Regions from separate parts of the Homo sapiens genome. Here region 2 is linked to region 1. A link is an interaction called in ENCODE POLR2A ChIA-PET data of the cell type or tissue named here. Cell type or tissue: Caco-2. All regions are shown on one strand. Region 1 holds the start of HOXB9 (homeobox B9). Region 2 overlaps LOC105371811 (a long non-coding RNA gene).

Region 1 (8,000 bases):
GGGTGGGGTATGGAGCAGTTTTGCTCTCTTAGGATAAGGTGACCCCCACTGAAGCAACCCCTTTACTAAGTGTCTTTGGAAGCTGGGCTCCAGGAGCCACAATCCTGTTTGCTATCCTCCTTCATGGTGGGTACCATTGTCTGGGGAGAAAACAAGGCTTTTTTGGTGGGAGGGAGTCCACAGTCTCTCAGCTGACCCTTTAATCATTTGCCTGAGCTGGAGTTGAACTCCAGTTTGGGGCAGCAGTGCTTTCCAGAAAGCTTGGCTGGGGTGGGACTCCTTGCTTGGTGCATTTACCTGGACGGCAAAGAGCTGGGATGCAGACTACAGGGCTTAGGGGCCAGTTCATTCTCTTTCCTCTGGAGTCATTGCTCCCTGAGAAGACCAAGACCTCCAAAACCTGTCATTTTAAAATTGTCTCCACTCTCCAGCTTCTTCATGAGCAAAGGCTAAGTTCCGATCTCAGAAAAGAGGCCTAAGTCCCCTTCTCACCCAGCACTCAGGAGCCACCAGGGAATAAAGGGCAACTCCTCAGACAGACAGCAACCCACAAACCCAAATCTTGTCTGCTGGGAGAACTCACCCTTGTAGAGCACAAGCCATCAGCCCAAGTGTTCTTCTTCCTCTAACTTCTTCCCTAAACTGAGTGGTCCTCTTGACTCCTCTCTTGTTGCAGAGAGGCAGCTGCAAAGTCAGGGCAGGAGAGGGAAGGGGAACCAGGAAGACGGCAGTCAGAGCGCAGTGCCTGCTTTGCTTGGGTCTTAAGGACAGCCCAGCGCTGTGACTTTTCAATAAATAAAAAAACCCCAGTCCGTAGTAAACATGTCCTTTTAGGCCCTAATTTATATACTACAGAAATCATATACTCAGCCCACCATGCTTCATAACACCATTATTTATGGCGGGGGAGGGAATCTTTTTTCCTGAAGAGTGTATTTATGACAGGTAAAGCCAACAGCAGACTTCATAGGGCTGGCAAATTGAGAACAGGTGCTTTGCCTTAACTGTGATTCATTCGCTCAGTGCCCAGCTTTTTCGCTGGTGAGTCCGGGGAGCTCCCTCGACTTTCCCAAGCGTCCAACCTCTGCTTGGAAGAATTTGCATCGGATTTTTGTTTCCCCACTTGGGTCCTATGGAAAAGGCAGACCTTCATGCTGTTTGGTTACGGATCTGCCGGGCTGTCACCCTCGGAGAGCAGGGGTGGGAAAGGAGGGGGCCAGATGGGCGCCGGCATTGATCTTTAAAAAATCATTTTGAAATCGCCATAATGTGAAGAAATATGGCGCTTCACCCTCGTATTTCACGTGTAATGACACGAGATGGCTTCATTTGGAAAGACAAGCGGGTGGGAGTGTGTGCCTGTGTGGGAGGTGATCCGCAGCCTTCTACAAGGCAGAGGGGTAGGTGGCCAAAAAGATACGGACTCAAGTTAGAGTGGCCCCTCTTTTGCTAAAAGGACCGGACTGAGGGCAGCCTGCCTTATTAGGACTCAGAGTCAGAGAGTTGCCGAGAAATCCACCCCAATCTACCCCTGAGCCTAACCAGAGGAGAACTGGGTCTGTCCAGGGGTCACACCTCCCCAAGTGCCAGGAGAGGCGACTGCAACCAGGGCAGAAGCTGAGGAGCAGGGGCTGGGAGAGGAGCGAGGAAGCCAGTCGGTGGGCCCCGGGGGAGTCCCTGTGCAGGGCCACAGAATAGATATATATAAAAAGGGCTATTTGGAAGCTCCAATGAAGGGGTCTGCAGGGGGTAAGGCAGTGAGGGGAAGAGACTGACCATGGGCTCGCTGTCCACACTGGCCCCTATATCGGTGTTTGGAAATCTCCAGAGCAGGAGCCTCAGGTGAGAGGAGTAGTACAGGAGGGCTGAAAACTCAGCCCAGGCTCCTTCCTCTTTGGATGGAAGGGGAGATAACTTGGGACCCCTTCCCTTGCTGACTGGGGATCCTTTCCCAGGCCTCTGCTCTGGTCACACCTCAGGAAAGTGGCCTTAACCCTTTCTCCTATTTAGCTCCCTCATCAGGGCAAATTTAGGGGCCTGGGTGGTTATTCAGTGGAGAAAAGGAGAAATGGCTTCCCTCACCCCCACCCCCCACGTCACCACCACCATCTTAAATCCATCCTTCTGGCCAGAGTCAGAGAAAGGCCCAATAAATGTAAAGGCGCTCTGGTTCCTTGTATTAAACTCTTTCCTAGGCTCACGTTTCCGGGACCTGATGGATCCCTTTAACCTCAAGTAGTTTCTAATTTCAGGACAGATAGTGGATTCTTGGACACTCAGTCGTTTTATTCACCTCTCTCCTCCTCCCTCAGCTACTGAGGGGCCCAGGGAAGCTCGCAGTCATGTAAATCTCTACAAAGAGTGCAAGGAGAGCCCCCTCCAAAGCGGACAACGTCCTAAAATCCCCAACTTTTCCCCTCATCATTTTACTTCATCTCCTGTGGATTGCTGCTGCTGTTGTTGTTTAATAAACATCTTTTGTCAAGGGGAAAGAGAAGAGGAAATGAGGGCCTGCGGGGTGGAGGTGTGTGTGGGGGGACAGGAGCACCTCCTCTTCCAGTATCCTCTCGGGCCTCTATGGCTTCTCCCCGGGCTGGGGCTCTCTCCCTCCCTCCGCCCTTGCTCTCCCTCCCTCCCCGACCCGCCTGGGGAGAGGGCTCTACAGCCTGCGTCCCTCCCAAGGCAGCCCGCCGCTTCCCTCCGCCTCTCCTCCGCCCCCGCCGCCCCATGTTGAGAACTGCCCCCCTTCCTGCAGCGGGAGGGGGGGACCGGGCGGCCGGTAGCTGGGGCTGAGGTTACGTGGCCGCCGGAGCCCTGACGTGATAGCACATTGCATCAGCATAAAACAATCCATCCTCGATATGGAGTGCGGTGCGGACGGATGACAGCGAGAGCGCAGCCCCCTCGCCCGATTGATTTATGTCGGAGCTGACGCTTTATCAGGCAGTCGGAAAAACTTTGACCAATCATTTTGCAAGGAGAGCTGAGACGGGCTGCTCCACTGTACTTTGTTGGCTGAGAAGTTGAGCAGGGGGTGGGGGTGGGAGGGTGGGGGGCTGGGGGGGTCGCGTCCGAAAGCCCTCACACCGGTCCGGGTGCCACCTCTCCCTGCTTGGGCGCCGCCGCGCGAGCGCTTCCCTTCCCCCTGCAAGCGCCCGGATAATGTCTGAGAATGTCCATTTCTGGGACGCTTAGCAGCTATTATGTCGACTCGATCATAAGTCACGAGAGTGAGGACGCGCCTCCAGCCAAGTTTCCTTCTGGCCAGTACGCGAGCTCGCGGCAGCCGGGCCACGCGGAGCACCTGGAGTTCCCCTCGTGCAGCTTCCAGCCCAAAGCGCCGGTGTTCGGCGCCTCCTGGGCGCCGCTGAGCCCGCACGCGTCCGGGAGCCTGCCGTCCGTCTACCACCCTTACATCCAGCCCCAGGGCGTCCCGCCGGCCGAGAGCAGGTACCTCCGCACCTGGCTGGAGCCGGCGCCGCGCGGCGAAGCGGCCCCGGGGCAGGGCCAGGCGGCGGTGAAGGCGGAGCCGCTGCTGGGCGCGCCTGGGGAGCTGCTCAAACAGGGCACGCCCGAGTACAGTTTGGAAACTTCGGCGGGCAGGGAGGCCGTGCTGTCTAATCAAAGACCCGGCTACGGGGACAATAAAATTTGCGAAGGAAGCGAGGACAAAGAGAGGCCGGATCAAAGTAAGTTATAAAAAGTGAGGAAATACCCAGGCCGAAGGCCAGGAGGGGGGCGGGGAGGGGAAAGGCAATAAACTGCGGACAATGTGAAGGGAAACTGCGGCGGTGGCCGGAGAGCGGGCCGGGAGGAGGAGGGGAGAGGAAGGAAAGACGGAGGGAAGGGGAAAGCTGCGTGCTCTAGAAGGGGAGACTGAGGCCGCCAGAGGAGCGCTGCCCCCACTTCTCCAAGTCCTGCGGGGAACAGGGGCTCGGGGATCGACTTGCAGCTCTCTCGGCCCTCTTTCCCCCTCTCTCCCGGAGGCCCCAGCTGAAAGCCCGGCCAGAGACCGGCGACGGCCGGGAGAGGAGCTGGCGGGGGCCGGGGCCAGCGGCCAGCGAGGCCGAGAGCCGGCGAGGGCAAGGGCCGGAGCGCACTGGGCTGCCCGGGGCCGTGCGGCTGGCAGAGCTCCCCGCGCCACGCGCAGACCGTAAAAGCCGGCCAAGGGGAAGGGGGAGGGAGCTCATTAGGATTTTATTTGCGATGCAACAGCTTGGCGGAGGATTGTTCCTAGCAGATCTCGCGCTGTAGCCGCGCAGAGTCCGCAACCGGCGACAGGAGGGGCGGGGGAAGCCCAGGACGCGGTGACTGAGCCCCCTCCCCGGATGCGCCGGCCCCTCCCCGGGAGCCTTCCCTCCGGTGGCCCCTCTCCTCCTCGGCGTCCTCGCAGGGGCTACCGCTTCCTTTTCTGCGGTCCCCCGCTGCTCTCTGCGGGGCTCCCGAGCCCCAGCCCGGGCTGTCCGCCTCTTGGGGAGTCGGGGAATCGCTTCCGAATATCGGGGCATCTCGAAGGGACCCCGGGGAGAGGAGGGGTGGGGGGAAGAGAGAGTTGCAGAGAGGCGGAGAACTTTACCCTTTGTGGGTAGTTTCCCGTCACCTCCCACTCCTCAAAAGCACCCCGGCCAGAACGCCAAGTCTGGCTGATTTTCAGGAGGTGCTACTAGATGAGAAGAGAGGGTTCTCCTATTATTTATTTTTAAGGTTGAGAAGGGCTCATCGGTGAGGGAACTCAGCCTCAAACAATGACTCGCAGGCTGGTGGATCAGGTCCTCGTTTCTTACTCTTTTTGGGAAGTAGGGATGTTTTAGTCTCTCCTTGCCCTGCTAGATTTCCCATTGACGGAGTGGCCCCAGGGCCCTTTAGAGCATCCTTGCCTGCTGGAGAGTAAAGAGCAGCCCCATTCCTTGCAGGGTCCTGTCACCTCCAACCTGCCAGGTGGAATCCTAAGAGCTGGCATTTAGGGAACACATTCTTCCCCAACCCTCCCCGCACACTCCCAAACAGATCCCCCACCCTAAACCCCCAAATTCTGCCTGAAAAGCCCATTATGGCAAGGCAGCCATTTGGCTAGGATCAATTATTAACAGTTTTTTCCCTCTTTCATATTTAATGCGGCTGCGGGTCCCATCCCAGGCAATCACATTAAGGAAATAGCGCTGCAAATTGGTAAGACACGGTACTTAGTGTAGGATGAACCAAATTTTTTATATAAAAAAATCCAGTGTTTTTCACTTGGGGAGAAGGAAGCTAGTAGCTGGTGGCTGTTATTTTTAATTGGCTTAGCTTTATTTGGCAACTTTTTTGAGTTCCAGAGTAGGGGGAGAGAAGGTAAGAAGAGAAGCCTGTATATATTTTTGTTTCCTCTCTTCCACTCGGTTACCCTCTTCTCCCCTCCAGCCCCCACATAGGATCAATTAAGGCTAGGTGTGCTGTGAAGGGCTTCCTTTTACCTCCACATCACCCCTGGCTCCCCACCTTGGGACTGGAGCAATTTTATTCCCTAATTTCCCTGCACTTGCGTTAACCAAACTGTGAGCTGAGCAGGAGCTGAAAAGGAGAGAGACTATTGCAACCATAAGTTATCTGTGAGCCCCCAGTGCTCCCCTGTCCATAAGCTGGAGTTGATAAATGGTTGCAATTGCATTGCGTGTGAATTGGAGTGTGCTGGCTGTTTGTGGCTCTAAGTGCAGACCCATATTCGTGGTGTGTGGTGGTGGCAGGGGGGGAGATTTCTACGCAGACACACATGCCTGCTGCCATGTGGTCTAGAGACACAAGCTTGTTTGTGATCAAGGCAGGGGATATTGGGACTGGACTGAAGGGCTGAGAGGTCTCTTGGGGTGAAGTGACACCCCAAATGCAGTGACTGAACAGACATCTCACTTCCCCACCCAACTCCTCCTCTCACCTCCTAGAGCCAGGACCCTTCAGGTCAGCCACCCACCCCTAGTCAGCCTGGGAGTGCTGCTGGTGGGACTTCAACCATGCTGAACTCTGACCTGAGTCCTAAGCAGTTTGGACCCAAGTAGAGAAAAATTGAGAGGGAACTTGATGTAGGCAGAGCTTTGGAAGTGCTGAGGAAGCCTGGGCCCACGTTTGGCTCCATCCTTTCCACACAGCCTCTCACCTGGAGGTGTCTATAGCAATGGCTGGCCCATCTGTGACACCCTTCCTGGGAGCTTGAAGACCCAGGTGGCCTCTTCTCCAGTGCAAGATGGGGAGTGGAGACCAAGGGAGTGCCCTCTTGATCTGGGGCCCTTCACCCCCTTCCTTTCTTTGATTCTATCGCTGCTTCTCTTTCAGCCAACCCCTCCGCCAACTGGCTGCACGCTCGCTCTTCCCGGAAAAAGCGCTGTCCCTACACCAAATACCAGACGCTGGAGCTAGAGAAGGAGTTTCTGTTCAATATGTACCTCACCAGGGACCGTAGGCACGAAGTGGCCAGACTCCTCAATCTGAGTGAGAGACAAGTCAAAATCTGGTTTCAGAACCGGCGGATGAAAATGAAGAAAATGAATAAGGAGCAGGGCAAAGAGTAAAGATTAAAGATTACCCCCAGTCCTCCCTAGCTCTTCCCCATCTCACTCTTAGTTATGTGACGACTGCAAAGCCAGTGCTGTCTGGGATGTATTCAAGTGAATGGGGAAGGGAGTCTCTCTTCCAAGTCCTTTATCTGCACCTAGAACCTCCCTCCTTTCCTTTGCCCTTACCTGTCTCTCTCTTCTCTCTAGGTGTCAGGAGAAAGTTTTGTTGATTTAGAAGATAGAAATAGTTGGTTCCTAAGAATGTGATGGGCCACAAGGAAAGAGAGACCCCAGTCAAGCTCCTAGTATGCCCTGTAATTTTTCTGGGAAGTCCTAGCCCCTCACTTCCAGCTTGCCTGTTTCTTCTCTACACCCACCCAAAAGTCACCCAGGGACACTCCAACTCTACACAGCTCAGCAGACATCCACACACAGTAATGGGGTGAGCTCACAACCACCATTCAGTCAAGTGAGGTGACACTCCAGTTGCAGACCATCGCACACCAAATTTGGCAAAACAGCCCTCAGACTGTCAGGCAAGCCCGGGTTCTACCCCTAATGCAAATACCCACCAGGGAGATGTCTAGAGGCAGACTCCTGAGTGAGGTGTTGCAGCCCAAAGGCTGCAGCATTGCCATACCATTCCCATGGAGTTGCCAACTATTCTCAGGCCAAGGGCCATGGGGAAGATGGAGCAAACCTAGCCCCCAAGCCGGTGGGCTAGAAAGTACAAGAAAAGGCAGCACGTGGTTTTATGAAGCTATCTTAGGTGGAGCTACTCCCCACCTCCCACCAACATATACATTTTGTTGCAGGAAATGTTTAATTCCGCATGATGTTTCCCTCTCCTTCCAACAAAAGAAGGTCAAACTGTGGGTCGTAGAGCCTTGACAATGTTGTCCTCCTGTTCATCTGTGCACCACTTGACAGACTGTAGCTTCTCTTGCTCTCGACCGGCCCTGCATTCTTCCGCACCCTCCCTAGCTCTGAAATCAACTCTCTTCGGTCGTATCCACCTTGCACCCGCAAGTCAAGCCGCCCCTTGTAGAAAAATCCCTCCACCTTCCGTTCCCCGCTAGGTCAACCCCACTGTAGACAGGAAAGCCAGGCCAGGAGAGTCCGAATGAGAATTTATTGTGAATCGATTCCCAAGCTCCCTTCCGGGACAAGTGGTCTGGGACAGGGAGGAGCAACGGCCCCAGCGCGCAACGCTCTGCGCGTTCCTCCGAATCCCGTCGGCTTCTCGACCCACGCAGAGAAGCCCCGGGCTTGGCGGCTCTAGCCCCAGCGCCAAAGGAGACCCGCCCCAGGGCCGGGCTTGGCCTCCTGCTTCATGGGCCTGGATGCAGATCTGCGTGGCTGGTGCGTGCGCGCGCTTCTGGGAAACAGTCCCGCGTGCAAAGGAAAGGGGCAAAATGGCACCTAAGCATCAGATGGAAGCTTACTCTCTGCTTCCGTTCCTCCCCCTGCTCC
Region 2 (8,000 bases), 120 kb before region 1:
CTTCCCGAGTTCTCCAGGTCTTTCCGACAGCGTAGATCTTCGGACCTTTTCGCCCTGGGACCCGGTGGAGCCCGCTTTAGGAGATCCTGTTTCGGCGGCGACTTGGCCGGCGGGAGTCAATGCGCGACACTGGGGCTGCTTCTGGGTGGACGCCTTTGGAGGAACCGAGGGGGCCCTGGGAATGGAGCATGGGCCTAGATGGCATTCACCATACCCCGATGGGAATAGATACTCCTGGAGGGCAATGCCTCCCTCTGCGCCCCTCTGCGCCCCGCTTCCGCCCGGGTAGTCGATGGGTGACCGAGCAGCCGGAGGAAGGAAGTGGGGAGACCCTCTCTCTCCAGACCCACACCCCCGACCGCTGGGCCCCGCTTCGGGCCATCTCGCCGGATTGGACTGCCTCGCGTGCATTACTCAAAACACAGTCAGCCCTCTGTGCCTGCGTCGGTTTTTGGGGATTTGGTGAGGAAGCCCGCGGGCCGAGAACTCTCAGCTCTCTCCACGGAGCTGGAGGCCCAGGAGAAACACGGGGCGGGAGCGGGGAGGCGGCTGGAGGCCCCTGTGGGTCCGCTGCTTCCCGCTGGACGGCGGCGCGGGCTCTCGGCGGCGCGGGCTCTTGATGTCCCTGGAGCGACCTGAGACAGACTCCAACCCACGCAGGAGAAACACGGGTCTTGGGTCTGGGCCCCTACCCACAAATTTGCCCGAATTCCTTTCCTCCCCGGACAATAGCCTCAGCTCTCTTCTGAGTCCTCCACAGTAAAAATATAGAGAAACGGAGACATGGAAGTATAAAGAGATATGCCTGAACCGGGTCAAGAAGGGAATCTTGGGGATGTTTTTGTAGTCAGCAGGAGCCTTGGCGACCCTGGAGGATCAATCGTGATGGGGAACAGGCAGATAAGGATGGCCCAAGGTGGGGGTGCGGGGCATCTATGCCAGGAGAGGAGTTGCAGGATGGACAGAGAGATCCCTCTCCCCCGGAGTCCCCAGAAGGAGCCCCGGGAAGGGGGACTCTGACTTGAGAACCAGTAAGCGAACTTCCCAGGCTTCTGGTGTCTCCTCAAAACGCAGCCTCTCAGAAGCCAAAATGATGCAAACATCGTGGAATTATAAAGCGACTGATTTACTCCCCCCCGGAACCAGCAAACCCTCCGCTTTCCTTCTTTCTCCATTTCACTGATGGCAGCATTTCACCTCCTCCACTCCCTTCCTGGGGATTCTGCTGTCCCTCATCAGTCCCTCCAAAGAAACTACTAAAAGAAGGAAAGACCACTGTCAGCCAAGCACGGCCCTTGGAATCTTGTTTCTCAATCCCCCATTCCACTCTCTTTCCCCTGGCGGGGGGCCCTCTGACTGATGTGGCTAAATGGAGGGGTGGGGGGTTGGGGCGGAGATTAGAATCTGAGTATTTGCCCAAATGCTTCAGCCTTCTTTGTTGTGAATATAGCTGTGGCTCTGTCACATCAAACAAGTAGAGATAACCAAGAATAAGACTAATGATGAAAATGAAAATAAAAATAAAAACTTCCCTATACAGGCTACCAAACACACGCACACCACACACACACACACACACACACACACACACACACAAACGTGTAGGCTGTCTGGGGCTTTAAAAATGTGGGTGGGTCTCTAGTCCTGATTCTGGGCCTATAACTTGATGAAAGAGATGAGATTAGAGCTGATAAAACTTCTGGATCACTCTAGATTGTTTTGTTTACAAGCAACAAACCAAAACACTTCCCTCTCAATATTCAATCGGTAGAGGTGAGTAATTGAGAGATTTTCCTGCACTGACAGGTCGATCAGCTCTTGGCCGGGAGAGAAGGGGCTGGGGTCTACTCTTAGCTAAGGGCAAGGGGACTTGACCAGCTCCTTACAGGAGCTAACAACTCAGGGAAAGTGAAAATTCCAGCCAATCAACTATTGTTTGGTCGAAGACAAGCCAAACAATGGCTCTGGCTGATTTCTCCCAGAATTGGCAGGGCTGGCTGGTTATTTTGTCATCCTAGAAAGCCAACCTAGCAGGTGCTGAGCCGAGCCAGGTATACCTGTGTTAAAACAAGTTCTGGATAATCCCAGCCTCCACTACCCTCCTATCCAGCTCTCTGGGACTTCCCATCAGCTCTGCTCTGCGTGCCCTGAAAGTCCCTGATTTCTTTAACTACAATTTTCATCCTTTTTCTTTTCCCTATGTGAGCTCCCATCTGTCCCTCTGTCCCTCTGCCTGTCTGTCACAGACTTCTTCCATTTCTCTGGAGTGAGGGTTCTCTGGATTCAATACCTCTGGTCTGGCAAAGGAATTAACCCATCTCTGGTTAACTGGCTCCTTCAAAGCCTGGATCAGCTCATCTGCGTGTAAGGACGCAGCTGCTGTTGCTCCGTCACTGTGTCTTTTTGCAGGTGGGTGCTTGTGGGCACTGTTTCGCATGGCACTGTTTCGGATGGCACTGTTTCAGATGCCTAGTGGGGCAGATAAAGTTGTCTTCATGGGGAAAGTGACCCTCCACGGCCTGCATTTATTAAATTCCCACATACTTTGAAACTACATCACATTTATTTCCTTCCTCCTGGAACTGAAAGTTCAAGTAGGTCAGAGAAAGGAAGAAAATTTTATTTTTTTTCAAAAGTTTAGAGTCCCTAGGCCTGCCCATGCATGAAAAAGAAATTCCAGGCTGAGACTCTAGCTGAGACACAGACTTTATCCACTGTTTGGAAGGCCCAGAGGAACTTCAGGGACCAGTCAGGACAGAGTTCCAGGGTCTGCAGGGAGCTGAGGGGGTATTTGGAATCTAGCCTCTCTTTTACCTAGAAAAAAAAATGTCTGGCTTCCAGGTCAAGAAAGGGAATTAAAGGAGGCAAAAGGGAAAAGAAAACCAGGAAGAAAAAAAGCTGGAGGCTTCCTCCGCTCAGAACTGGCTTAGTGCAGGGCCCCTAGCAGAGCCTTCCACTTCCAACCCAGGGGTCAGACAAAAACTGAGAGAAAATAAACCATCCCGTTCTTCCTTCAGTTTCTCCTTCCTTCCTTCGCCAAAAAAAATCAGATCTTACCCTCTTTTCTGGGGCAGGAACCCAGGTGCAATGCCAGAGTCTCCCTTTCCTTCTCTGGCTGAACTCTGGGTAGGGGGCTCACAGTCTCCCTTGGATCCCTTCCCCTCCCCCACCCAACCCCCTCCTCTGCATTGCCTGGGTCTGGAGAAGGCACCTGGCAAACAGGTGGAGCTATGTAGAGTAGCCAGATGCACTCCCTCACCATTTCCAGATCCTGTTTACATGAACAGACTCAGCCCCCAACCCTACCATCCCAAAATGGTTTCAAAAATGTAGACTCCCTAATGCTGCAGACCAAGAGGCTCTGCAGTGTTAATGGCTCTTTGCGGGAGACTCACACCCATTCTGAACAGAAGCCTGTTTTGAAGATATGGGGCCTGGAGTTTTTAAGTTACACAGAAGGGAATATAAATCCCAGACAAGAGCAATTCCACGCTGTACAGGAGAGACCTTGAGATGTGAGATGAACATGGATCGTGGGTGATAAAGACCAAATTTCAGAGGTCCTGGCAGTAGGAGGAGCTTCAGCTGCCAGGTTAGCTGTAGAAAAACTCAGCATCAATTTCTATTCTGCAATGAGCTGGCTTCACATATCCTTTGCAGATACTGCAAAACAAATGACTAAAATATATAAATGTATATGTGTGTATACACGTATACATATATCTTATATATATACTATACATATAAAAACACCAGATGTTCTAAGAAATAAACCTCATCAAATCAGCAGTTGAGAAAACAAGACCCAGTTTCTTAGTACCCCTAGCCAGCCAAGTGAGCTCTCTTTAAACTGAAGTCACCCTTACATTTTGCCCCAAGACCCTCAAAGGATAAATATAAGTTTTGTGTAAGTCTCTGGAGAGGATAGCTCGCAGCCAGTTACTTAGAATGGATTATGTGAGATTCAGTTTACGAGTGCACATTGCATTTCACACATGAGTCACCTTGAATAACCCAATAATTAATTAAAACCAGGTCCTGCAGGGGAGAATTTATTATATTCCCTGGCTTCTTACGAGCTAGGTGTAGTCTGGAAATGAAAAATGTGAGGCCTCTTCAATAACGTCTGCACTGCATTCTGCACTCACGGAGTCACCCTCTCACCAGGTCCCAGAGAACAAAGTTTTGGGCAAGAGAGACTTCAGCTTAGAAGGGTAAAGCAGGTTTATTGCAGCCTGGTTGGGGCCCCTTCAGCTTCTGTAACCAGATTGGTCAGTGTTTCTTGAAATTCCTCTTGGAGAGAAGTTGGGGATTTGAGTAGTTGGTGCACCAAAGCTAGGAGCCCCAGATTGGCCGGGCGCGGTAGCTCACACCTGTAATTCCAGCACTTTGGGAGGTGGAGGCAGGCAGATCACCTGAGATCAGGAGTTCCAGACCACCCTGGTCAACATGGTGAAACCCTACCTCTACTAAAAATACAAAAATTAGCCAGGCATGGAGTCACGCGCCTGTAATCCCAGCTACTCGGGAGGCTGAGGCAGGAGAATCGCTTGAACCTGGGAGGTGGAGGTTACAGTGAGCTGCCGTTGCACTCCAGCCTGGGCGACAGAGCAAGATTCCATCTAAAAAAAAAAAGTTAGGGGTGTGCGCACCGGGAGAGGGGGACTCAGGGCTGAGATAAAGCCAGGCTCCAGGCTCCTTGGTGGTTCCTGGGGAAGAGGAGTGGGCATCCTGGTACTCTTCCCCATGCTAGGATGTCACAGCTTCTCCAGTGGGTCACCATCCAGCCCAGGTTTCTTCCTAGCTTGAGGGATGTGGGGCGTGTTATGGCTTTTTATACACAAGAGAACAAGTTTGTCTGCTGGTCCCTCTTCCAACCAAAATCTTCACCTTCTCCTCAAATACCACCAACTGTGAGAAAAACAATACTTTGTTATGTAGGCATCACACTCTTTGTAGAATCTCAATTTCCCTCATCTTGATTGATTGTCTCCAAGCAGCCCTGTAAGGAAGTATGGGCAGAGAGGATCACTTCCATTTTACAAATGAGAAGACCGAGGGCTGCAGAGAGGAGATGGCCAGTCCAAGGACACACAGCTTGAGCACAAGCCAGAGCAGAGACAGCAGTTCAGGCTTTCCACCTCAGTGGTACCCTAAAGGCAGGAAGGAGTGAGAGATGGCAGAGCTAGACTGGCCACTCCACCTCTGAAACAGACCATGTTCTTTCTTTGGTTTCCTTGGGAAGCATTCAGGCCTCTGGGTGCATCCCCAAGGCAGGAAATGAACAGTCCTGCCTCTAGAGCAGCAATCTTGCCTTTAGATCTGGAGCTGTGTATCCAGTGTTTGAAACTTACATAATCCAAAGACCCACCAGAGGATCCCATTCTTGGCTGCCTCCAGTGAGAGAAGGAATGAGGTCTCTCACTCCAAGAGCAATGAGGGGACCAAAGGGAGTCAGAAAGTGACATAGTGGGTGGGCAGGGGAGGGCACTGCTTATCCCAGCTCTCCTTTCTTTGGCAGGGAGTGGAGGGAAGGATGTAGCTCTCCTGTCCATATCTGGCTGCCACAGCCAGAGGACAAGTGAGGAAGAAACCTGTAAGAATCAGTTGTTTGGTTCAACATAGAGCAGTCATCTTTTCTGAGGATGTCCAATACCTTTTGAGAACTGGGTTGGCCCAGGTTTTTAAATAAAGTAATGGCATGAAAAATGGATTGGGAGCAATTGTTATAGGTTATAAGACAGTTGAGAGACATCAAGCAAATGTAATGTATGAACTTTGTTTAGATCCTGACTTAAACTAACTGTAAAAAGACATTTTTGAGAAAACTTAGGAAATTCAAACATGGATAGTATTAAGGAATTATTCTCAATTTTGTCCTGTGTGACAATCACATAAAGGTTATATATAAAAAAAGCAAAAGAAGAGTGGCTTACGCCCATAATCCCAACACTTCAAAAGGCCAAGGTTGGAGGATCCCTTGAGGCCAGGAGTTTAGAGACCAGCCTGGGCAACAAGCGAGACCTTGTCTCTACAAAAAATAAAATAAAACTAGGCTGGGCGCAGTGGCTCATGCCTATAATCCCACCACTTTGGGAAGCCAAAGAGGCAGATCACTTGAACAAGGGAGTTTGAGACCCATCTGGGAACCCCCGTCTCGACCAAAAAAAAAAAAATGTACCCAGGCATGGTAGCACATGCCTGTAGTCCTGTAGTCCTAGGCGTGGGATCCCTTGAGCCCAGGAGTTCAAGGCTTCAGTGACACTGCACTCCTGCCTGGGTGACAGAGCAAGATCCATCTCTAAAAACAAAAAAAAATTTTTTTAAACCTGTTAAAGATTCAAACTGAAGAATTTTGGAACAAAAAAAAAGAAAAAAAAAGAAAAGAAGTCTGGGATTTGCTTTAAAATACTCCAGAAAGAAGGCTGAGCCCGGTGCTCATCATAACTTTGGGAGGCCAAGGTGGGTGGATCACGAGGTCAGGAGATGGAGACCATCCTGGCTAACAAGGTGAAACCCTGTCTCTACTAAAAATACAAAAAATTAGCCAGGTGTGGTGGTGGGCGCCTGTAGTCCCAGCTACTTGGGAGGCAGAGTGAGACTCTGTCTCAAAAAAACAAAACAAAACAAAACAAAACGAAACAAAAAACCTCCAGAAAGAAATGCAATAAGATGGGCTATGAGTTGATTATTGTTGAAGCTGAGTGATAGGTATGAGGGGTTGAATTACACTTTTTTGTTTACTTTTCTGTATCTGTAAAATTTGCCATTAGAAAACAAATCAATAGGCTGGGCACGGTGGCTCACACCTGTAATCCCAGCACTTTGGGAGGCTGTGGCGGGTGGATCACGAGGTCAGGGGTTCAAGACCAGCCTGACCAACATGGTGAAACCCTGTCTCTACTAAAAATACAAGAATTAGCCAGGCATGGTGATGTGTGCCTATAATCCCAACTACTCAGGAGGCTGAGGCAGGAGAATCGCTTGAACTCGGGAGGCGAAGGTTGCAGTGAGCCGAGATCACGCCACCACACTCCAGCCTGGGCAACAGAGCGAGACTCCGTCTCAAGAAAAAGAAAAGAATAAAGCAGTAGGCTCATGTCCTAAAAAACCACACATGTACACCAATGTTCACCCTCAATTTTAAAGGGTGAGGCTTTGAGAGCCACCCATAAAATCAAATTCAGAATCCTCAGTGCCCACCAAATACCCATTTTTTTCCCCCATAGAAGGGACAGGCTTGGAAGGTGTTTTGGCACCAGGTTGACCCAACCATGCTTGTTGACCCAAACATGACAGTTTTCTGCTGTCAGTGTGGGTAACAGAGCCATTAGAGGAGTTTGAGCCTCCCACAATTCAACTCTAGGTGAACATTTGCCAGGTATAGCTCCTTTGTTACTCATGTGGACTCAGCCTCCAAAGTAAAACAGGGTGGGAGGAATGGGGTGGGAGGAAGAGGACAGAAATTGGTTCCCACTTTTGTAGTTTTAGAAGTCATGGGGGGCACTGATAAAAAAGATGACAGTGTATTAAAGGGTTTTCTTCATTTTATTTCATTTTTTGAGACGGAGTCTCACTCTGTCACCCAAGCTGGAGTGCAGTGGCACGATCTTGGCTCACTGCAACCTCTGCCACCCGGGTTCAAGCAATTCTCCTGCCTTAGCCTCCCGAGTGGCTGGGACAACAGGCATATGCCACCACGCCCGGCTAATTTATTTATTTATTTATTTATTTTTGTAGAGATGGGGTTTCACCATGTTGGCCAGGCTGGACTTGAACTCCTGACCTCAAGGATCCACCTGCCTCGGCCTCCCAAAATGCTGAGATTATAGGCTTGAGCCACCACTCCCAGCCGGGTTTCTTTATTTTAGAGTTCATGTTTTGATTTTTCCAAATTCCTTAATTTTTCCCTTTTCCCTTTAATAATTTCCCAAATATCTTAAGTCTGTTTTTAGTATTAGTTTGAGATACTAATGAGATATAATGAAATTTATTTCCAT

What was found. ChIA-PET counts read pairs that join two places held together with the same protein. Peaks named below come from ENCODE experiments on the same cell type or tissue, not always from the same donor. Only the 100,000 strongest peaks of a DNase experiment are listed, where the experiment ranks them.
Region 2: POLR2A ChIA-PET joins it to region 1 with 10 read pairs; 2 of 35 experiments call an interaction of 5 or more read pairs at or near these places.

Annotation. Positions count from the first base shown.
Region 1 is chr17:48,621,442-48,629,441 of GRCh38, reverse strand. It overlaps HOXB9 (homeobox B9), which reads left to right and starts at 3,084. Exons shown (of 2, transcript NM_024017.5): 1 at 3,084-3,689; 2 at 6,307-8,000. The coding sequence starts at 3,173. The coding sequence ends at 6,542. It overlaps HOXB-AS4 (HOXB cluster antisense RNA 4), which reads right to left and starts at 744. Exons shown (of 2, transcript NR_046611.1): 1 at 584-744. RefSeq lists a silencer at 1,988-2,143 and an enhancer at 3,554-4,231. In Caco-2, no CTCF peak of the experiment used is centred here; DNase peaks (open chromatin) are centred at 2,761, 3,431 and 4,161; H3K4me3 peaks cover 2,354 bases; H3K27me3 peaks cover 3,076 bases.
Region 2 is chr17:48,740,035-48,748,034 of GRCh38, reverse strand. It overlaps LOC105371811 (a long non-coding RNA gene), which reads right to left. Exons shown (of 3, transcript XR_934823.2): 3 at 4,570-4,911. Among named protein-coding and RNA genes, the nearest start is that of HOXB13, 15 kb to the right of the region's middle. In Caco-2, no CTCF peak of the experiment used is centred here; no DNase peak of the experiment used is centred here.